Linked DNA regions of Homo sapiens: region 1 is linked to region 2. Evidence: read pairs that join two places in POLR2A ChIA-PET (ENCODE). Cell type or tissue: B cell. All regions are shown on one strand. Links, peaks and the distances in the headings refer to the core of each region. The heading gives the core; the rest is flanking DNA.

Region 1 (11,299 bases), core at 3,512-6,011, 150 kb after region 2:
TTTTTTTTTTTTTGTAATTCAACTTTAAGTTCTGGGGTACATGTGCAGGATGTGCAGGTTTGTTACACAGGTAAACATGTGCCATGGTGGTTTGCTGCATAGATCAAGCCATCACCTAGGTATGAAGCCCCCCCTCCATTAGCTATTCTTCCTGATGCTCTCCCTCCCCACTCCATGGCCTTTTCTGTGTCCACAACGGCTTTCCCCACAGGAGAAAAGGGGCAAGATCACAGACCATGACAATATCTTGCCCCTTTCTAGGGATCACCCTCCTGTCCACCAGACCAGAAGCAAATGGATACAGGAGGCAAAACTGGTCCTGGGGCCGGGCGCGGTGGCCCACATCTGTAATCCCAGCACTTTGGGAGGCCAAGGCAGGCAGATCACGAGGTCAGGAGTTCAAGACCAGCCTGACCAACATGGTGAAACCCCGTCTCTACTAAAAATACAAAAAAAATTAGCTGGGTGTGGTGGTGTGTGCCTGTAATCCCAGCTACTCAGGAGGCTGACTCAGGAGGCTGAGGCAGAAGAATCACTTGAACCCGGGAGGCGGAGGTTGCAGTGAGCTGAGATCGCGCCACTGCACTCCAGCCTGGGCGACAGAGTGAGACTCCATCTCAAAAAAACAAAAAATAAAAATGGTCCTGGAATCTCCCACCCCACCTAACCACACCCACGCCCTTGCTGGGCTTGGTCCAGGATGTAAACTGGGTGGGCTGACAGGAGAGACCTCGAAGGAAGGGGCTGGGAAGGCTGAGGAAGCAGACTCAGGGGAAGAAAACTCCTCATCACGGACTTGTTCTCTGCCCTGGGATGTTAGCACATGAAACAAGAGGCTCCATTCACATCTCCAAGACTCTTGCCCTCTGTTCCCTTAAGCCCATAGCACACCTTTCCTTCCTTCCTGTGTAGATCACAAGGGGACCAGGGAAGGGATTGCACAGCAGGATACAAATGAGGAAAACTGGGCTCAAGCTTCTGTTCCACCCACAAGGGCCACTGTGCCCTGAGTCATGTTCCCAGCAACGAGAAAACCTAGAGTGCATCCAGGGGTGAAATCTTCCTGGGGAAAGGCACTCAAGATGGATGATTCACTCTCCTGAGTGCAGAATGAGGTGTCAAGGTGTGTGGTTCTAAGAACCTTGTCAAACAGATCAGACTCACCTTGGAAAGACAGTGCCTCCACCCCAGAGGCACCATCTCCCATAGTCAGCCCCAGCCCAGCCAAGGTGGATGAAGATGACCAGATTCTGGGGAACAGAGGGCAAGAAGAATGGGAAGTATGAAAATACCCAGTACTGGCTGGCCGCGTTGGCTCACACCTGTAATCCCAGAACTTTGGGAGGCCAAGGCGGGCAGATCACCTGAGGTCAGGAGCTCAAGACCAGCCTGGCCAACATGGCAAAACCCTGTCTCTACTAAAAATGCAAAAATTAGCCAGGCGTGGTAGCACATGCCTGTAATCCCAGCTACTCGGGAGGCTGAGGCAGGAGAATCGCTTGAACCCGAGAGGCAGAGGTTGCAGTGAGCCAAGATTGTGCCACTGCACTCCAGCCTAGGTGACAGAGCCAGACTCCATCTCACACACACACACACACACACACACACACACACACAAAAGATAATGTTTACTTAGTACTCACTGTGTGTCAGGTATTATTCTATGCCTTTTACTTAATCCTTAGGGCAACCCCATGCAGTAGATGATAATGTCACTCCCATTTTACAGATGAGAACCAGGTCACAGAGAAGTTCAATGACTCACCCAGGGTCACACAGCTACTAAGTGGCAAGGCCAGAATCTGAACCAAGGTAGTCTGGCGCCAGAGACTGTGCCCATAACCATTTCACCAGTGATTACCTAGCTATGCCTAGCTGGTCATCTAGTGATTACCTAGTTATGCCTAAGGAATAACCTGGAATGGGGGTTTTATCCTTCTCTCTTGCTGCATATCAGCACTCTGTGGCAGAAAATGGTCATAGGCAGCTCCTGAGTTCCTATCTCCCCTATTTAAGACTGAACCTGGAATTCCAGATTCCCAGGAAAGGGACTCTGATGGGCCAGTGCGAGTCAGATCCATCCATACCCCTAATCCAATCAGTCGGGCAGGGTTGAGGGACACAGATTCACATAGTTATAGAAGCCCCATCGTATCAATCATGTGACAACGGCAGGGACGATTACCAGAAAGATGGGGAGGATGCACTGAAAAGTCACCGCAAAAGGTTTCCACTGTAGGAAACTGAGGCTCAGGGAGTTGAACAATTTGCTCAAGATCACCCAGAGTTAATGAAGCCCAGATTCTAACTCATTTTGTTTTTTTCCTCCAAATCTAGGTCCTTTTCTCCATACCACCCAGCCTCCCCACAAAAAGGGAGATACCTTGGTTAGATGCCTAAGGTAAGTTCACAAGTTAATTTTCATTTAACCAGTGTTCTTTAAGCACCTGTTATGTATCAGGCACTGTTCTAGGCACTGAGGTTACATAAACAGATAAAATCTTGTCTGAAATAAAGGCAAGGTAAAAAACAAAAAACGACAACAGAGAATGAAGGCGCCAGCTCTCGTGGAGCTGACATTCTACTGAATCCCTTGAGTGAGGACAGAGGCCTCTCCTCAAGAACTGCTCCTTCAGCTGGGTCCCAGGTGGTGTGAAACATGGAGAGAACTTGGGTTTTGATGTCTGTTGTAGACATTGGCTCCTTTTATTGGCATGAACTATTCCCTTGTAGATTGCACAAGTGGCACCGATTCTTCACCTTTCTCTGTATCCACACCCTTTGTCACAAAACTTCGCGGTGCTCTGATTCTGGGCTTAGTCATGTGACTTGCAGTGGCTCGTGCCTGTAATCCCAACACTTTAGAAGGCTGAGGTGGGAGAATCATTTCAGCGCAGGAGTTCAAGATCAACCTGAGAAACAAAATGAGACCCAGTCTCTACATATAATAAAGTTTAAAAAAAAATTAGCTGAGCCCTGCGTGGTGGCTCATGCCTGTAATCCCAGCACTTCGGGAGGCCGAGGCAGGCGGATCATGAAGTCAGATCGAGACCATCCTGGCTAACACGGTGAAACCCTGACTCTACTAAAAATACCAAAAATTAGCCGGGCGTGGTGGTGGGCGCCTGTAGTCCTAGCTACTCGGGAGGCTGAGGCAGGAGAATGGCGTGAACCCGGGAGGCAGAGGTTGCAGTGAGCCGAAATCACGCCACTGCACTCCAGCCTGGGTGACAGAGCGAGACTCCGTCTCAAAAAAAAAAAAAAAAAAAAAAAAAATTGGCTGAGCATGGTGGTGCATACCTGTAATCCTAGATACTTGGGAGGCTTAGCCAGGGGTGATACCCGTGGGCTAAGGGAGGTCCCCAAATGTCAGTGGGACCTCAACCCCGGCCAGTGTCCAGGTTCTTGACCCCATCACAAGAAGGAATTAAAGGATGAATCAAAAAACAGTGAAAGTAGGCTGGACGTGGTGGCTCATGCCTGTAATCCCAGCACTTTGGGAGGCTGAGGCAGGCGGATCACTCGAGGCCAGGAGTTCAAGACCAGCCTGGGCCAGATGGTGAAACCCTGTCTCTACTAAAAATACAAAAATTAGTTGGGTGTGGTAGTGCACACCTATGGTCCCAGCTACTCAGGAGGCTGAGGTGGGAGAATTGCTTGAACACAGAAGGTGGAAATTGCAGTGAGCCAAGATAACCCCACTGCCCTCCAGCCTGGGCAACAGAGGGAGACCCTATCTTAAAAAAACAGTGAAAGTAGGGCGATTTATTGTAAAGTGAAAAGTACACACCCAGGAGAGGGGAGTAAGGGTGGACTCAAGAGAAAGTGCCACACAGTAGAGTTTGAGGTTTCTACCTTTATGGGTTTCTTTAACCAAGAGGTTGAATATTCATTAAGATTCCTGGAAAAAGGTGAAGATTTCTTGGAACTGTGGTGCCACTCATTTTTACACCTAATATGGGTGTTCTCAGAACTGTCACAGCGCTGGTGGGTGTGTAATTTGTATGTTAATAAGCATATAATGAGGTCCTGGGAGAAACCTAGGTCAAATCCAGTTTCACGTTGGGTCCAGTTGGTCTCAGCCAGCTTGGCCCACACCCTGGTTTTTCAGGGTCTTATCCCCTAGCTTCTGCAGCTATTTCAACGGTTTCATTTTGCTAGTCATGTGAAACTGCTGCCTGGAGTTTTCTATTCTCCTGTGACCACCGTGTATTATTCTTGTCTCAGGAGGATTGTTTGAGCCTGGGAGGTCAAGACTGCAGTGAGCTGCCATCGCACCACTGCACTCCAGTCTGGGCGATAGAGCAAGCAAGACCCTGTTTCAAAAAAAAAAAAAAAAGGCATGCAGTTCATATAGCGTTTTTACTTAGCAGCCTCCACCTAGTGAAACCGTCTTTGCAAAAATTATAACAGTGAAAGCGATCTGATCTAACCAACCTCCCTATCTTGCCTTTAACCTCCAATCTGCCCTTGGTCATTCCTGGACTTGGGCCAAGCTAACTTTGGGAGAAATTTAGTTTATAGCTTAAATGATAATAGCCCTTCTCCCAAACGAAATCACCTTGGTAAAACTAATGAAAGACCACCAGGTTAGGAGGATAAGAGAAGCCTGAATTCGGCTAAGATGTAGGCATAAATGATTACCAGCCATTACTCCAGAGGTCACAAGATTTGCAACTTCCTCAATTACTCCTGCAGATAACATCATTATTGTAGAACCTAAGATTGGCTTTGAGTTGTCTTTTCAGGCCTTTGCATTTCTTTTCTCTCTCTCTCTCTCTCTTTTTTTTTTTTTTTTTTTGTTGTTGTTGTTGAAACAGGGTCTTGCTCTGTTATCCAGGCTGGAGTGCAGTGGCATGATCATAGTTCACAATAGCCTCAACCTCCTGGGCTCAAAGGATCCTTCTGCCTTAGCCTCCCCAGCTGGGACTATAGGCATGCACCACCACACTCCGCTAATTTTTTTTTATTTTTAGTAAAGATAGGGTCTCACTATGTTGCCCAGGTATGTCTTGAACTTCTGAACCCAAGCTATCCTCCCACCTTGACCTCCCAAAGTGCTGGGATTACAGGCATGAGCCACTGCACCCAGCCGGCTTTTGCATTCCTGATGACCCGATGGCCCCACTGGACCCACCGACTGGATTTTGGCCCCCACCCATAAGCAGACTCAGCATGCTAGGACCATTTTCCACACCTCTATAATTGCATCCCAGCCAATCAGCAGCACCCATTCCCTAGCCACCCACCTCCCTGCCAAAGGTTATCTTTGAAAAACCTTAGCCTCCAATTTTTCAAGGATACTGCTTTGAGTAATGATAAAACGCTGGTGTCCTGTTTAGCCAGTTCTACATGTGTGAGACTCTTCCTCTATTGCAATTCCCCTATCTCGATAAATCAGCTCTATCTGGGCAGTGGGCAAGAAGAAACCACTGGGCAGTTAAACTAGCAACCTCCATTTAACCCAAAACAAAGGGCCTCCATCCCCCGCACAGTCTGTGTTCCAAGGGATGGGCCAGGGGTTTCAATGTCCTTCATAGATAAGGAGTGAATCTCTGGCTTGGCCACTCCCAGATCCCTCTTGGATCATAGGGTAATTCATAGGGTATGCTTATATTATGACTGTCAGGTGTGTCTGCCATACAACCCTTCTCACACCCCTGCCATCACCCATGAGAACATGCCAGACTTTCCTACTGAAGGAACAGACCCAGATGCCCTAGTCTTCCCAGCCAAGGTCAGACTAAATCAATCAACAGCCAGCCAACCTCCAGATGTGTAGCATGTCCAAAGCAGAACAGCAGAGCTGTCTAGCTGATCACCAGATGTATGAGTGATCTGTGATGAACGATGAATGTTTAAATGCTTCCGAAGCATGTGATTATTTGCTATTTATCACTGTTGTGGAAATAGATAACTGAAATAACCTCCTCTATCCCAATAATGTGTTAATTTCCTTTGTAGCCTTGATTGAAAAGTAACTCCAGATGACCCATTTCATTAAATAATCCATGGAGGACAGGGCCAGAGTTGATTCCATCAGACACCCTCTCCTGAGAATCTGAATTTTGAAACAGTGCGGGCAGGATAGGAGATCTTGTTGGAAATCATTCATCATGGTGGTAGTGGCAGCACTCAGGTGAAAATGTGCCTGCAACCTGATCCTAGGCCTTCCAACTCTCCTTTGGTTCCTGTGTATCCCCAAGCTTGCTTCTCCAGCTACCTACAACTTATTTGAGCCCCACCCACATCCTTCCAATAAATTCTATTTTGCTAAAAATAGGCAGAGGCGATGTCTGTTGCTTGCAACCAAGTATCCTAACTGCTACTCCACCATGTAGACCCTAATTCAAGTCCCAGGCCTGCTATTATACTTAGCAGCTGATCCTTGTCCAGGAATTGTACCCCGCCATTATCATGGGCCCAGGTTCCTTCTATCACTGTTCTACTATTGTGGCCCATAGCTTTCACCTTCAAAGTCACTTCAAGGCATAAGATGGCTGCAGGAGCACCAAATTCCAGGCAAGGAAAAAAAAAGGAGGGAAGAGCAGAAGGGGATTATAGCTGAGTAAGCTTCTTTGAAGCACTATTTCCAGATGACCTATCAACTCTTTCACTTTTAGGAGACCAGAATATTCTACCTCCCCACCTCCAAATATGCCTCTTTTGCATAAGGACTATTCTGAGCTGAAGGCAATTGAGAAGAAGCAGATACAACAAAAGGTCTCTACCCTCCCCCATTAGCCTAAAAGCAAGACATAAGTTTACAAAGGCAAAGGTGTCCTTCCTCCCCTCCCAACCACGAGAAACAGAGGTTGATCTCTGAAGACAACTTTAGACCCTCATTTGCTGGAAGAAGACACCAAAGGAATCTATGTGACAAACTTTACTAACTAGCCTTTACCTACTATTTATTTGCCTTCCCCAAATTTGCTTCCCCAGGGGACTCAAAAGTCCTTTTCTGGCCAGGCACGGTGGCTCACACCTGTAATCCCAGCACTTTGGGAGGCCGAGGTAGGTGGATCACCTGAGGTCAGGAGTTCGAGAGCAGCCTGGCCAACATGGTGAAACCTCGTCTCTACTAGAAATACAAAAAATTAGCCAGGCGTGGTTGTGGGTGCCTGTAATCCCAGCTACTCGGGAAGCTGAGGCAGGAGAATCACTTGAACTCGGGAGGCGTAGGTTGCAGTGAACCAGGATTGCGCCACTGCACTCCAGCCTGGTCAACAAGAGCGAAACTCCGTCTCAAAAAAAAAAAGTCCTTTTCCTTTGCCTTGTCACTTTTCCAAAACTTTACTGTTCTTTGTTGAAAATTCTCCATAAGCCTGAATTCAAAGCCACCTCTTTGCGACTTACTCAACCCCTGGGTAGCTCTCTTGTGAACATGAGGTATGCATGTTAATAGACTTCTGTTTATTTTTCTCGTCTTCTGTTACCAGGTTGTGTCCTAGTTAAGAACTATGAAGGGTAAAAGAGGAAGTTCTTTTTCCTCCCCTACAACTTACAGCTCATTGACCATAACTTAGTCACAGGGCTACACCTAGCTATAAGGAATGTAATCTTTCGGCTAGGTGCATTGCCAGCACCTAGATTAAAAACAGGGTTCTTCTACTTAGGAACAGGGAGACAATAGATATTAGGCAACACGCCTTCTTGCTGCAGCTAATTGCTCATGTTCAACAGTATGTATAATAATTCTTAACAGATTATAAAATGATTTCCTCTCCATTACCTTCCCAAGTTGGGCGGTGGTTTGTGCCTGTAAATCTCAGCTACCCAGGAGGCTGAGGCAGGAGGATCATTTGAGGCCAGGAGTTTGAGTCTATTACCTCCCCAGAGCCTCCTAACATATTCGTGCAGTAGTTGCCATTATCTTCATTTTTACAACTGGGGAAACTGAGGTTCAGAGATAGACAATCAGTTACCTAAGGCCAAACAACTAGTGACGTCAGAACTAGGAGACAAATCCAGCTCTAACTCCAAGGTCCATGGTCTTCCCCATTGCCCCTCTTGCCCTCCTGAGCTTCTTTTGGCTGCTGCTGTAGTTAAAGGTCATTTATTGTGAAACATCCCTAATGTTAGGAGCCATTAACAGGCCACACATAAGATCAAGTGTAAGCAAATTGACTATGGAGAGCTGTCGTCTTCTCTTTCCTTTCTAGTGCTCCTCTCTCTCTCCCCAGTGCCCACAGAATACATGAATGTATGTGAAGTTACTTCTGGAATGCTGCCCTCTCCGGCCAACCTGTAGCCTGGGGCAACATTTGTGCCCACTGGGCTGATAAGGGAGGGACATCAGCAGTTACCTAAGGAGAGACAAGCTCTCTGTAATTCAAGAACAATCAATGACCCATCCCAAGTGTTAAATTATCCACATCTTAGAAGAGTGAAGAGAAGGGAATTGACATTATACCCATTTTACATATAAGGAAACTGAGGCAAATGCCCAGGATCACATAGCCAGCAAGTGTCAGGCCTGAGATTCAGGATGATCTCGATCTCCTGACCTCGTGATCCTCCTGCCTTGGCCTCCCAAAGTGCTGGGATTATAGGCGTGAGCCACCGCACCTGGCCCAGAGTTTTATTATTACTCAAATCAGTCTCCCCGAGCATGTGGGGATCAGAGATTTTAAGGATAATTTGGTGAGCTGGGGAAGGCCAGTGAGATGAGAGTGCTGATTGGTCAGGTCAGTGATGAAATCATGGGAAGGTGAAGCTGTCCTCTTGGGCTGAGTCAGTTCCTGGCGGGGGGGCCACAGATCAGATGAGCCAGTTTATAGATCTGGATGGTGCCAGCTGATCCATAAAGTGCAGGGTCTGCAAAATATCTTAAGCACTGATCTTAGGAACAGTTTAGGGGAGGTCAAAATCTTGTAGCCTCCAGCTGCATGACTCGTAAACCATAATTTCTAATCTTGTGGCTAATTTGTTAGTCCTACAAAGGCAGTCTAGTCTTCAGGCAAGAAGGAGGTTTGTTTTGGGAAAGGGCTGTTATTGTCTTTGTTTTAAACTATAAACTAAGTTCCTCCCAAAGTTAGTTCAGCCTGTGCCCAGGAAGGAACAAGGACAGCTTAAAGATTAGAAGCAAGATGGAGTCGGTGAGGTTAGATCTCTCACTGTCTCAGTCATAATTTTGCACAGGCAGTTTCAATCCCCTCTTCCCTTTGTGTAAGTTTTTTTTTAATTGTGGTAACATATAATGTACCATTTTAACCATTAAGTATACAGCTCAGCACATTAAGAATATTCGTATTGCTGTGCAACCATCACCACCATGCATTTCCAGAACTTTGACCTTTCCAAATTGAAACTTTGTACCCATTAAACACTAACTCTCCATTTCCCGTTCTCTCCATGGCAATCATTGTTCTACTTTCTGTCTCTACAAATTTGACTACTCTGGGTACTGTATATAAGTGGAATCATACAATATTTGTCCTTTGTATCTGGCTTATATTATTTAACATAATGTCTTCAAGGTCCTTCCATCTTTGTAGCAAATGTCAGAATTTCTTTCCTTTTTAAAACGGATTAATTTTTTGTTGTTGTTGTCAGAGTGGTGCTCTGTCACCCAGGCTGAAATGCAGTGGCGTGATCTTGGCTCATTGCAACCTCTGCCTCCTGGATTCAAGCAATTGTCCTGCCTCAGCCTCCTGAGTAGCTGGGATTACAGTTACACATCAACATGCCCAGCTAATTTTTTTTTTTGTATTTTTAGTAGAGATGGGGTATCTCCATGCTGGCCAGGCTGGTCTCAAACTCCTGGCCTCAAGTGATCCACCTACCTTGGCCTTCCAAGATGGTGGGATTACAGGCGTGAGGCACAGCTCCCACCAATTTTTTTTTTTTTTTTTTGAGACAGGGTCTTGCTCTGTCACCCAGGCTGGAGTGCAGTGGCACAACCACAGCTCACTGCAGCCTTGATCTCCTGAGCTCAAGTGATCCTCCTGCCTCAGCCTCCTTGAGTAACTGGGACTACAGGTGCATGCCACTTTACCCAGCTAATTTTTTTTTTTTAAGTAGAGATGAGGTCTTTCTATTTTGCCCAGGCTGATCTCAGACTCCTAGTCTCAAACGATCCTCCTGCCTTGGCCTCCCAAAGTGCTGGGATTGAGTCATGAGCCACCACTCATGGCCTGAATAATGTTTAATTGCGTGTCTATACCATATTTTGTTCATTCATTCCTCAGTGGACATTTGCGTCACTCCCACCTTTTGGGTATTGTGAATAATGTTACTACGAATATCTGCTTGAGTCCCTGTTTTCAATACTTTGGGGTTTGTACTCAGAAGTGAATCACTAGATCAAATTAACTGGGTGTGGCGGCACACACCTGTAGTCCCAGCTACTGGGGAGGCTGAGGTGGGAGGATCCCTTGAGCCCAGAACTTTGAGGCTGCAGTGAACCGTGATGGTGCCTCTGTACTCCAGCTTGGGTGACAGAGTGAGACTCTCGTCAAAAAAAAAAAAAAAAGAAGAAGAAGAAGGAATTACTAGATTAAACGGTGATTCTTTCTTTTTTTTTTTTTGAGATCGGGTCTCGCTCTGTTGCCCAGGCTGGAGTGCAGTGGTGCAATCTTGGCTCACGGCAACCTCCACCTCCCGGATTCAAGCAATTCCCCTGCCTCAGCCTCCTGAGTAGCTGGGACTGACTACAGGCACCTGCCACCACACCCAGCTAATTTTTTTGCATTTTTAGTAGAGATGGGGTTTCACCATGTTAGCCAGGATGGTCTCGATCTCCTGACCTCGTAATCTGCCCGCCTCAGCCTCGCAAAGTGCTGGGCTTACAGGCGTGAGCCACTGTGCCTTGCCCACAGTTTCCAATTTTTAAACATCCTTGCCAACACTTGTTTTCTGTTTTTATCTCATAGTGATTTTGATTTGCTTTTCTCTACAGATTAGTCATATTGAGCATCTTTTCAAGTGCTCACTGGTCATTTGTAGGTCTTCTCTGGAGAAATGTACATTCAAGTACTTGGCCCATTTTTAAATCAAGTTGTTTGGTTTTCATTGTGGAGTTATATATTCTAGGTATCAATCTTGTATTAGATATATGACTTGCAAACATTTTCTTTCATTCTGTGGGTTGCATTTTCACTCTGTTGATGGTGTCCTTTGATGCCTCATCCTCCTTTTTGAGGAACTAACTCATCCTTTTTGTTCCAAAGGCCAAAATTCCCTGACTCATGCATGTGGCAATTCTGGCTTCTTAAGAAACACTCAGCGTGTTTTAGAATGGTCTGGGAAGTCAAATACAAGGGGAAAGCCTGACTAGTCCCACTGTGTTCCTCTCTGC
Region 2 (11,299 bases), core at 4,205-6,704:
GCTCTAAAGCCTGGTGAAGGGATACTAGGTCTCCATGGTTTGTGATCCTCCAGAAAGGCATGTTGTGCTGGAAGAGAGTGGGAATAGCTGGTTAATCCAACTTCTTCTGAGAGCTTATATAAATATTTGCCCATACTCTTTCCTCAACACACCTCTCCCCAAGGTACATGGTAACCCTATCTATCCCTGCCTCATAGGGCTGTTATAATGATCAAATAATCATATGCATAAGGACCTTGTACATTGCACACTTTAGAAATGTGAGAAATTTTAAATAGGTTTCAGTGGTACTTTGTGCTTTTGAGAGATTACCTGTTCTAGCTATTATTTTGAAGACAGGGTCTTGCTGTGTCACCCAGGCTGGAGTGCAGTGGTGTGATTATAGCTTACTGTGGCCTTGAACCCCTGGTCTCAGGTAATCCTCTTACTCCAGCATCCTGAGTAGCTGGAACTACAGGCATTCCAGTTATCATACAGGGTCTTAAGGATCAAATAAAATGGCCCAGGTGAAAAATTAGTATTTGATATAAGATTATACTGTCTCATGGATGGTCAATTTCTTGTAAGTTTCAGAACTGCAACACCTAAATCTTATCTATGTCCAAGATGGAGAATGTACAGATCTGGGAAATAATAATCCCATTATATTATGTAGTCAAAATCATGTCCAGAAAACTGTGTGCTGTTCTGGAGGCCATATTTTACTTTTTATTTTATTTTGAGACAGGCTCTCATTCTGTCACCCAGGCTGGAGTGTAGTGGTATGAACATGGCTCACTGCAGCCTTGACCTCCTGAGCTCAAGTGATCCTCCCACCTCAGCCTCCCAAGTAGCTGGGACTAAAGGCATGTGACACTATGCCTGGCTAATTCTTTATTTTTTGTAGAGATGAAGCCTCACTATATTGTCCAGGTTGGTCTTGAACTCCTGGGCTCAAGCAATCCTCCCACCTTGGCCTCCCAAAGTGCTAGGGATTACAGGCATGAGCCACTGTGCCTGGAGGCCATATTTTTTTTTTTTTTTTGAGACAGAGTCTCACTCTGTCGCCCAGGCTGGAGTGCAGTGGCACGATCTCAGCTCACTGCAAGCTCCGCCTCCCGGGTTCACGCCATTCTCCTGCCTCAGCCTCCCGAGTAGCTGGGACTACAGGTGCCTGCCATCACACCCGGCTAATTTTTTACATTTTTAGTAGAGATGGGGTTTCACCGTGTTAGCCAGGATGGTCTTGATCTCCTGACCTCATGATCGCCCGTCTTGGCCTCCCAAAGTGTTGGGATTACAGGCGTGAGCCACCGTGCCCGGCCGATATTTTTAAATTAAATTAAATTAATTTTTTATATTTTTTGAGACAGAGTCTCACTCTTTTGCCCAGGCTGGGGTGCAGTGGTGCTATCTCAGCTCACTGCAACCTCCACTCCCAGGTTTAGGTGATTCTCATGTGGAGGCCATATTTTAAAGGAGGGCTTTGATAAATCCAAGTATTGGAAACCATGTTCTATGAAGCTGAGGAGATTAACTTTCCTATCATCTAGTTGAAACTGGTTCCAAGTTACTCAGAATATTGAGGTCCTAGAACACAGTTATTTTGGCATATACCCTAGTTGTTTTTCAAGACAGCTGCTCACACATAATATTTAAAAGGCTATTAACATACAGAAGAGGAAACCGACTTGTTATGTTCAAGAATGCCAGACTAGAGGCCAGGTGCAGTGGCTCATGCCTGCAATCCCAGCACTTTGGGAGTCTGAGGTGGGTGGATCACCTGAAGTCAGGAGTTTGAGACCAGCCTGGCCAAAATGGCAAAACCCTGTCTCTACTAAAAGTACAAAAATTAGCTGGGAGTGGTGGTGTGCACCTGTAGTCCCAGCTACTTGGGAGGCTGAGGTACGAGAATCGCTTGAACCCAGGAGGCGGAGGCTGCAGTGAGCCAAGATCATGCCACTGCACTCCAGCCTGGGCGATGGAGTGAGACTCCATCTCAAAAACAAAACAAAACAAAAAAAAGAATGCCAGACTAGTATGTGAAGGTAGAGAAATTTTTGCTCAGTGGAAGGGGGAACACCCTAACAGCTTGGTTGATCCCACGGTGGAATAGGCTACTGGGAACCAGTGTCCTCATCCTTGGGCATATTCAAGCAAGGACTAGAGAGACTTCTGTCAGAAAGGCTGCAGAAAATATCCTTCACAGAGTATAGGTTGAACTGGATAAAGTGCTAAGGCATTTTCCAATTGGTATATACTTTGTTTGTTTTTTTTGAGACAGGGTCTTGTTCTGTTGCCCAGGCTGGAGTGCAGTGGCACGATCTCGGCTCACTGCAACCTCCGCCTTCAGGGTTCAAGCAATTCTTGTGCCTCAGCCTCCCGAGTAGCTGGGATTACAGGAGTGCACCACCATGCCCGGCTAATTTTTATATTTTTAGTAGAGACGGGATTTCACCATGTTGGCCAGGCTAGTCTCGAACTCCTGACCTCAGGTGATTTGCCTGCCTCAGCCTCCCCAAGTGCTAGGATTATAGGCATGAGCCACCGTGCCCAGCCTCAATGGATGTATTCTGTTGTAGATGATTAAAGACATTAGCTCAGAGTTACCAACTCTGCTGATGAGTTGTTCTCTCCCCCATACCCTTCTTCAGACCAGGAAACATTGATGCCTACACCCACTAGTGTCTTTCCCAAAGAGGGCAACAAGAAGCACTTTAGAATCAAAGCTTCATAACATATGTGAAAAAATAAGGATCCCTGAATTGCTACATAAAGTGACAAATGAAAACATGAGATAATAATGCCAACTGATTACCAATCTCATAGTTTATTATAGTTGCTAAGGTTTCCACTTAACTGGATGAAGAGTATCAGGGCAGTTGGTTCTAGCTGGCAACCCAATGCCTCCATGTCTAAGAAATAGAGTTGCTGGAAGAAAATAAATTGGGATAGGGAGGGAAAGAACTTCTACAGATCCATTTAGCAGATGAGGATACTCAAAGAGGATAATTGTTCAAATTCACATAGCTGAGACACAGATGGGATTTTAAGTTCTATAGCCAAGACTCTTTCATCTATTGTTTCCTATATTAAGAAGGGGTGACCTGGGCCAGGCGTGGTGGCTCAAACCTGTAATCCCAGCACTTTGGGAGGCCGAGGCAGGCGGATCACAAGGTCAGGAGTTCGAGACCAGCCTGGCCAATACGGGAAACCCCGTCTCTACTAAAAATACAAAAATTAGTTGGGCATGGTGGCGGGTGCCTGTAGTCCCAGCCACTTGGGAGGCTGAGGAAGGAAAATTGCTTGAACCCAGGAGGCGGAGGTTGCAGTGAGCCAAGACTGTGCCACTGCATTCCAGCCTGGGAGATAGAGTGAGACTCTATCTCAAAAACAGAAAAAAAAAGAAAAAAGAAAAAAAGAAGGGGTGACCTGAAGTTGGGACCTGTATAGTGGTGGGGTTAACATCAGAACAATCTTTCCAGGGCTCAAAGGCAGGAAAGACTTTCTCTACAGAAACAGCTATTGGTTGTACTGTCTGAGAACTTGAAGCATGGAAAAGAAAGAATGATTAGCCTTTTTGCAGTCAAGTCTGATGCTTGAGAAGGCACTGTCTTTGAAGATGGAAGATGGGGCACATCTCAGGTTTAATGATGGGATCCCTGTAGAAGGGCTTAAAGATTTTAAGATTCTTGAGTGACAGGGAGGAAGAGGAAGGGATGGATCTAAAAACTTAAGAGGAAAAACTCCATCTGGAGAAAAAAAAGACCCTCTTTTTCTTTAAAGAAAAATGGGAGAGGAAGAAAGAGAAAATATTATAAATGCATAATAGATTGCTAAGATTTTGTAGTTTTTCCCATTTTTCTCATTACTCGATGTACAACCACATAGACTATTTTTCTTTACCATGGTTACCTGTTTGGCTGCAATTTCTTCATCTCGTCCATCTCCAATCACTACATATGTGACTTTCTTTCCAAACCTTGACACAATTCTCTCAAAGCAGCTCTCCTTACCTGATGAGAAAAAGAAATTTCCTGTTAGAATACTCTTCTCTTCTTTTCAAAACCAAAGAAGAGGGCTGCTGCTAGGTTCACCTGCCTGTGCTTAGGTGGACTAAGTGACAGCCCATGTAGTTTGCTTGCTGGGGAGTAGGGATGGGAGCTAGAGATCCAGTAGACCCTCTGCCCAAAGAATGTGAAGTTGTGCCATTAAAATAACTTGGCCGGGCATGGTGGCTCAAGCCTGTAATCCCAGCACTTTGGGAGACCGAGGCGGGCGAATCACCTGAGGTCGGGAATTTGAGACCAGCCTGACCAACATGGAGAAACCCCGTCTCTACTAAAAAACAAAATTAGCTGGGCATGGCGGCGCGTGCCTGTAATCCCAGCTACTGGGGAGGCTGAGGCAGGAGAATCGCTTGAACCCGGGAGGCGGAGGTTGCAGTGAGCCGAGATCATGCCATCGCACTCCAGCCTGGGCAACAAGAGCGAACTCTGTCTCAAAACAAACAAACAAACAACCCAAAAACTTATTTTAACCTTCACGTTGAGGGTGAAGTCCCTAAGATCTTAGTGTGAGGGAATTTCTATAAATGGGAAAGATTAATAGGTTTAGTGACTTGCCCCTAGATCACAAACAAGCAAGTAGCTAGAACTTGGGGCCCCTGACTCCAAATCTAGGCTCTGGTCATTGTGTCATAATGAATGAATGATTTTTGGGGTGAAATGTTTTAGGGTAGAAAAGAGAAGTGAAAACACAAGGCCCTGATTTCTTGTTAGAAACAATAACAAACAAAAAGCCATTTCCCTCCAATTCTTCATTTCCCAGAAACAGTCCTGGGTATAGGCCTTACGTCTTTCAGTGAGAGAACAGCCCCAGAATAGAACTGAGAACAGTGACCAATAAATATGGCATCAACATTTGTCATATCTGGAACCTCCTTACTTACTATACCTTGTAGTTGTAACCAAGATACTGCATCACTGAAATTGACCTTGGGAAATGGGTGATTTAAATCCATTTCTCAGAACTGCAGACAGTTTTGAGAAACATGGCAGTGTATCAAAACTCAAATCCCATCTGCAACCAACACCTAAAACATACACAGATCATACTGCTGTGGGAAAGATACTTTATTTGTATAAATAAAAAGAAGTTATATCCCTTGCTCTTTTTATCTCCCTGCTTCTGCCACCTTCTTCAGTTAAACAAGGTCCTAACTTTGGCTTTCTTCTTCATCCTGCTCTATTAACCTTCTTGTTCTTTCCCCTTGCCCAACAGAGTGACTTAGCACCAGGGTTCCTGTGTAAATAAGATAAAGCTGCCTCTTCCTCAAGACATTTGACTGCCATCTGCTGGAAAATCACTGTAATATATAAATATACAAATCTAAGATAACTGTAACATAATTGGCCAGAACTTATACTTCCATACGCAGAAGTCCTACTTGGCACAGAAGTTGTGCAGATATGTAACTGCAAATCTTTGACATCCTTAACCCAGTGGCACTTCAAAACAGACGGACTAGTCAACTGGACCAGACACTAGATCACTCTGGGCTCAGCTGGCCACTTACAATACAAGGCTTGGCTTAGGTGCACTTGGGTCTCTTTTAGTGCTAATATTTTACAATAGAATTGTCATGCCTTACATTCATATGAGGGATTCAATCAATGTTTGCTGAGTAAATTCATATTAATCTCACAAATGATTCAGTGGAGGACTGTAGTCCAGGTCTTATGCCTCAATTCAGTTCAAACATTAAACCATTCAACTAATAATAAATTCTTATTATGTTCATGGTGTTGAAGAGTTCTTTAATTCCATTTCACCCATTACAGCTTTACAAACTAAGCCAACCTCCACCAGATGCACAGTCTACTATGATCTGTCTGTAGCAAAAAACTTTTTTAAGTGAGTCAGTTTGACTTTCTTGTAAGACTCAACAAAGGCAGTAACTCATATTTTGAGGATAAGAACACAGACATTTTCACTGTCCTGGCATGCAATGATCAAGGATGAAATATACTCTGTAATGTCTCCTTTAAAAGGATTAAGAGGCCAAGAGAGTTATTAACAGCTCAAAGTAAAGAAGCAGCTCCATGAAAACAGGACTCACTCCAATACAGTTGGTAAAATACTTCCATTTCTGGATATGAGCTTTCCTGTTCAGGAGGATGAGGCCAATGATTAATCAGTTTACCATATGTCAAGCAATTGAAGCTGGTGAACTGTAAGATCAGCCAAATCTTTGGAGAATATTAGTCCCTGGGTTTTCTCTATTAAAATATTTCTAGCCAGGAGCGGTGGCTCAAGTCTGCAATCCCAGCACTTTGGGAGGCCTAAGGCAGGAGGATTACTTGAGCACAAGAGTTTGAGATTAGCTTGGGCAACACAGTGGGACCTTTTCCCTACAAAAAATTAAAAAATTAGCTGGGTATGGTGGTGGAACACGCCTGAAGTCCTGGCTACTCAGGAGGCTGATGTGGGTGGATCGCTTGAGCGTGGGAAGGTTAAGGTTGCAATGGGCTATAATCGTGCCACTGCACTCCAGCCTAGGTACCAGAGTGAGACCCTGTCTCAAGAAAACCCCCCAAAACAAAAAAAACTTCTGACATTTTCAGAAATTATTTTGAGAATTCTCTTTAATGTCCCCAAATCACAGAATGGCCATTAAGAGAACCATATTTTGCTATCATTTCAGAGGAAGTGAAAAAGTATTTCTTCTCCTTGCTCCCATTTCACAGTTCTGTGAAGAAAAGCCTCAAGCCTCCTACTGTGGTTACCATAGCACCAGATCCCACTGCAGCTTTGCAAATTAGCTCTGGATGAACTGAGACTGAGGAAAAATACCAAATAAGCACACTTACTGACAGAGGGAATGAGATCATTTCCATTAGCCTGATGAGCCTGCGGGTGCCAGGTCTCAGTATAATAAGCACTACAGAAAATCTGTCTTTCAGATGTGGGAGGCTCAGTGAGTGCTCTGGGTTCCTATGATATACATAAAGCAACCGGCAGCAGGAACAATATCTGAAGGGAGCGCTTTCATATATGTTCCCTTCCACCCAATCCCTTGTAAATGAAATAATTCAACCATACAAAAAAGCATGGAGAATTACCAGCCTTGACAACAAAGTGAGACCCCATTTCTACAAAAAATAGGAAAAGTTAGGCATGGCGGTGTGCATCTATAATCCCAAGCTACTCGAAAAGCTGAGGTGGGAGGGTTGCTTGAGCCAGGGAGGTCGAGGCTGTAGTGAGTCGTGATCACTGAACTCTAGCCTGGTGAGACCCTGTCTCAAAAAAAAAAAAAAAAGAAAAAAATGCCTACCACCAACGAAGCTTTGTAAAATCTTAACACTTCACAGTTGCTGTATTTATTTACTTATTTATGAGACAAAGTCTTGCTATGCCATCCAGGCTGAAGTACAGTGGCACAATCATAGCTCACTGCAGCCTCAAACTTGTGGGCTGAAGTGCTCCTCCCACCTTAGCCTCCAGAGTACCTAGGATTGTAGGTACAAGCCATCACACCTGGCTAATTTTTTTTTTTTTTTTTTTGAGACAGAGTCTTTCTCTGTTGCCCAGACTGGAGTGCAGTGGCGTGATCTTGGCTCACTGCAACCTCCGCCTCCCAGGCGCAAGCAATTCTCGTGCCTCAGCCTCCTAAGTAGCCAGGACTACAGGTGCCCGCCACCATGCCCAGCTAATTTTAGTAGAGACTGGGTTTCACCGTGATGCCCAGGGTGGTCTTGAACTCCTGAGCTCAGGCAATCCACCTGCCTCGGCCTCCCAAAGTGCTAGGATTACAGGCATGAGCCACGGCTCCTGGCCACACCTGGCTAATTAAAAAAATTTTTTTTGTAGAGATGGGGTCTGACTATGTTGTCCAGGCTGATCTCAAACTCCTGGTCTCAAGTGATTCTCCCACCTCAGCCACCCAAAGCCCTGGGATGACAGGCGTGAGCCACTCCACCTGACCCTTATAGTTGCTCTAGATTAAAAAAAAAAAAAAATCAAGACATTACAGAACAAAACTTTTCAAGTACTCCTAAAATGTAAATATTTTAAATCTTTATATAGATATTACATACTGTACATTTATCTGTCTGCAATGTTTTTTGTTCATCAGTTTTTCTTTTTTTTTGAGACAGAGTCTTGCTCTGTTGTCCAGGCTGGAGTGCAGTGGTGCAATCTTGGCTCACTATAATCTCCGCCTCCTGGGTTCAAGCTATTCTCAGGCCCCCGAGGAGCTGGGATTACAGGCGCACACCACCATGCCCAGCTAATTTTTGTATTTTTTGCAGAGATGGGGTTTCACCATGTTGGCCAGGCAGGTGATCCACCCACCCTGGCCTCCCAAAGTGCTGGGATTACAGGCGTGAGCCACCGCGCTTGGCCTATTGTTTTTAATATTAATCCTTATGAGTATATGTAATTTTACTTAATCCACTTTTAACTGCAATATAGCATTCTGTTGTTTGAATATATCTATCAATTTTCTGTTCATGGACAGGTTTACAGACCAATTATTTTCTATGATAAGCAAGTGTGCATCAAAAAAATCCTTGTACATGTCTCCTTGTACATGTAAGAATTACTCAAAGGTAGAGGTTAGCAAACTTTTTCTGTAAAGAGTCAGAGAGTATATAGTATATATTTTAGGCTTTGCAGGCCCTATGGTCCCTGTTGCAACTATTCAGCTCTGCTACTGTAGTGTGAAAGCAGCTATATAAATAAGTGGGCACGGTTTCAATAAAAACTTACACAAACAGCCAGAGGGTAGGATTTAGCCCATGGACTGTAATTTGCAGACCCCTGCTCTAAAGTATATATATATCTTAAAAGTGGAATTGCATGATCATAGGGTTATGTACACCTCAAACTTCATTAGACATTAACGTTCTCCAAAGCAGGTTATATCCATTTTCAATCCCACTTGCAGAGGCAGAGTTCCCATTACATTGTTAGATTTAAGTTTTTGTCTATCTGATGGTTGGAGAATGTACCACATTTAAATTTGCATTTTCTTGATTTGCAGTTCCTTAATTTGTGAGGTTAAGGACTTATTCATATATTTACTGACAGTTTTGTTTTCCTCTTCGGCAAACTGGTTGTTTCAAGGTTTTTGCCTATTTTTCTATATTCAAAATTGTCTCTTGCTTACTGATTTGCAGGAATTCTTTATAGATTCTGCATTCTTTTTCTTTTGAGATGGAGTTTCGCTCGTTGCCCAGGCTGGAGTGCAATGGCGCAATCTTGGCTTACTGCAACCTCTGCCTCCCCCACTCAAGCGATTCTCCTGCCTCAGTCTCCCCAGTAGCTAGGATTACAGGCGTGTGCCACCACGCCCAGCTAATTTTGTATTTTTAGTAGAGACAGGGTTTCACCATGTTGGTCAGGCTGCTCTCAAACTCCTGACCTCAGGTGATCCACCCACCTCGGCCTCCCAAAGTGCTGGGATTACAGGCATGAGCCATTAAGCCTGGCAGTTCTTCATAGATTCTGTATTCTAACTGCCAATTAAATGTGTTGTAAATACCTTATCCCAAAATGTGGGCTTGTCTTGTTACCTTTTTTCAAGAGACAAGGTCTCCTTCTGTTGCCCAGGCTAAAGTGCAGTGCAGTGGCACAGTCACAGCTCACTGCAGCCTCCTTGAACTCTTGGGCTCAAGTGATCCTCCCGCCTTAGCCTCTTGAGTAGCTGGGATTACAGGCACTCACCACCACACCCGGCTAATTTTTATTTTTATTTTTGTAGAGATGGGGCCTCACTATGTTACCCACGATGGTCCTGAACTCCTGGCCTCAAGTGATGCCTTGGCCTCCCAAAGTGCTGGAATTAAAGGCATGTGCCCAGCTTGTCACTTTGTTATATTTAACTGTATGTAAAATTAAAAGTTCCATGCAATCAATGATTTTTTTTTTTTGCTTTTTATACTATCTTTTGATTCTTAAAAGAGGCCCATCCTCACCTTAAGATCACACAGATACTCTTCTATATTTTCTCCTAAAAATTAAAAAACTTACCTTTTGCGGTAAGTTTTTAATCTACCTGTAATTTATTTTTGCATATAACATAAAGAAGGAAAACAATTCTGCCTTTTTTCCTATATGGATAATCCAGTTATCTTAGCACCACTGATCGAAGGTAAGTTCCATGAGGACAGAGGACTTTTGTCACTGCTGTATTCCTAGTGCCTTGGCGTTGCCTAGCACACAATAAGCACCGTTATTATTTTTCCTCATCTAGTGGATCGTTTCCATCTGCATATAAAATAGATATAATTTCTCTTATGAATCTTATAAATCCTCTGAAGTCCATATAACTCTAGAGCCACTACTTCATTTTTCTGTTCCTCTCCAAACAAACCTCCTCTAAAGAGTTGTATAGTTCCCTTCTCCAACTCTCCTTCCATTCTCTCTCATTTACTAATAAGTTAGTAAAAATATTAGAACAGGCCTAATAAAAATATTGTTAGACCAGTTCTATAAAATTTCAATTCTCTCTTAAACTACTTCCAATTAGGGTTTAATCCCGATCACTCCCCTATTCAAACTGCATGTCAAAGCTATTAATGATCTTCATGTATCTAAAAACAATCTTCAATTCAATTCTCAAGTCTTTTTTTGAGACAGGGTCTCACTGTGTTGCCCAGACTGGAGTACAGTGGCATAATCACGGCTCACTGCAGTTTTGACCACCTGGGCTCAAGCGATTGTCCCACCTCAGCCTCCCAAGTAGCCGGGACTACAGACATGCACCACCACTCCCAGCTAATTAAAAAACAAAAAAAACAAAAACAAAAACAACTATGTAGCCCAGGCTGGTCTTGAACCCCCGGGCTCAAGCAATCCTTCTGCCTCAGCCTCTCAAAGTGCTGGGATTACAGGTGTGAACCACTGTACCTGGCCCTTGGGTCTCATTTGACCCATCAACAACATTAGAAGGAGTTGATCACTCTTCCTTCATTCTTTCAAGACACCATTCTTCTCATTCTCCTCCTGCCTCACAGGTCAATCTTCCTGACACATTTTGCTGGTTCTTCCTCATGATCCAAACATTAGAGGACCCCAGGGCGTAGTTCTTAGACCTCTATTCTTCTCTATCTCTACTCACTTCTTTTTTTGTTGTTGAGGTGGAGTCTCGCTCTGTCACCCAGGCTGGAGTGCAGTGGCGCCATCTCGGCTTACCGCAACCTCCACCTCCCAGGTTCAAGCGATGCTCCTGCCTCAGCCTCCCGAGTAACTGTGATTACAGGCGCCTGCCACCAAGCCCAGCTAGTTTTTGTATTTTTAGTAGAGAGGGGGTTTC

Evidence for each region. ChIA-PET counts read pairs that join two places held together with the same protein. Peaks named below come from ENCODE experiments on the same cell type or tissue, not always from the same donor. Only the 100,000 strongest peaks of a DNase experiment are listed, where the experiment ranks them.
Region 1: POLR2A ChIA-PET joins it to region 2 with 12 read pairs; 3 of 35 experiments call an interaction of 5 or more read pairs at or near these places.

Annotation. Positions count from the first base shown.
Region 1 is chr1:28,128,300-28,139,598 of GRCh38, forward strand. No RefSeq gene overlaps it. Among named protein-coding and RNA genes, the nearest start is that of PTAFR, 43 kb to the right of the region's middle. RefSeq lists an enhancer at 6,599-6,648. In B cell, for the core only: no CTCF peak of the experiment used is centred there; a DNase peak (open chromatin) is centred at 4,622.
Region 2 is chr1:27,974,480-27,985,778 of GRCh38, forward strand. It overlaps EYA3 (EYA transcriptional coactivator and phosphatase 3), which reads right to left. Exons shown (of 18, transcript NM_001990.4): 17 at 3,895-3,995; 18 at 1-67. Among named protein-coding and RNA genes, the nearest start is that of XKR8, 20 kb to the left of the region's middle. RefSeq lists a silencer at 8,565-8,765. In B cell, for the core only: CTCF peaks have their summits at 5,338 (motif pointing left) and 5,539; a DNase peak (open chromatin) is centred at 5,332.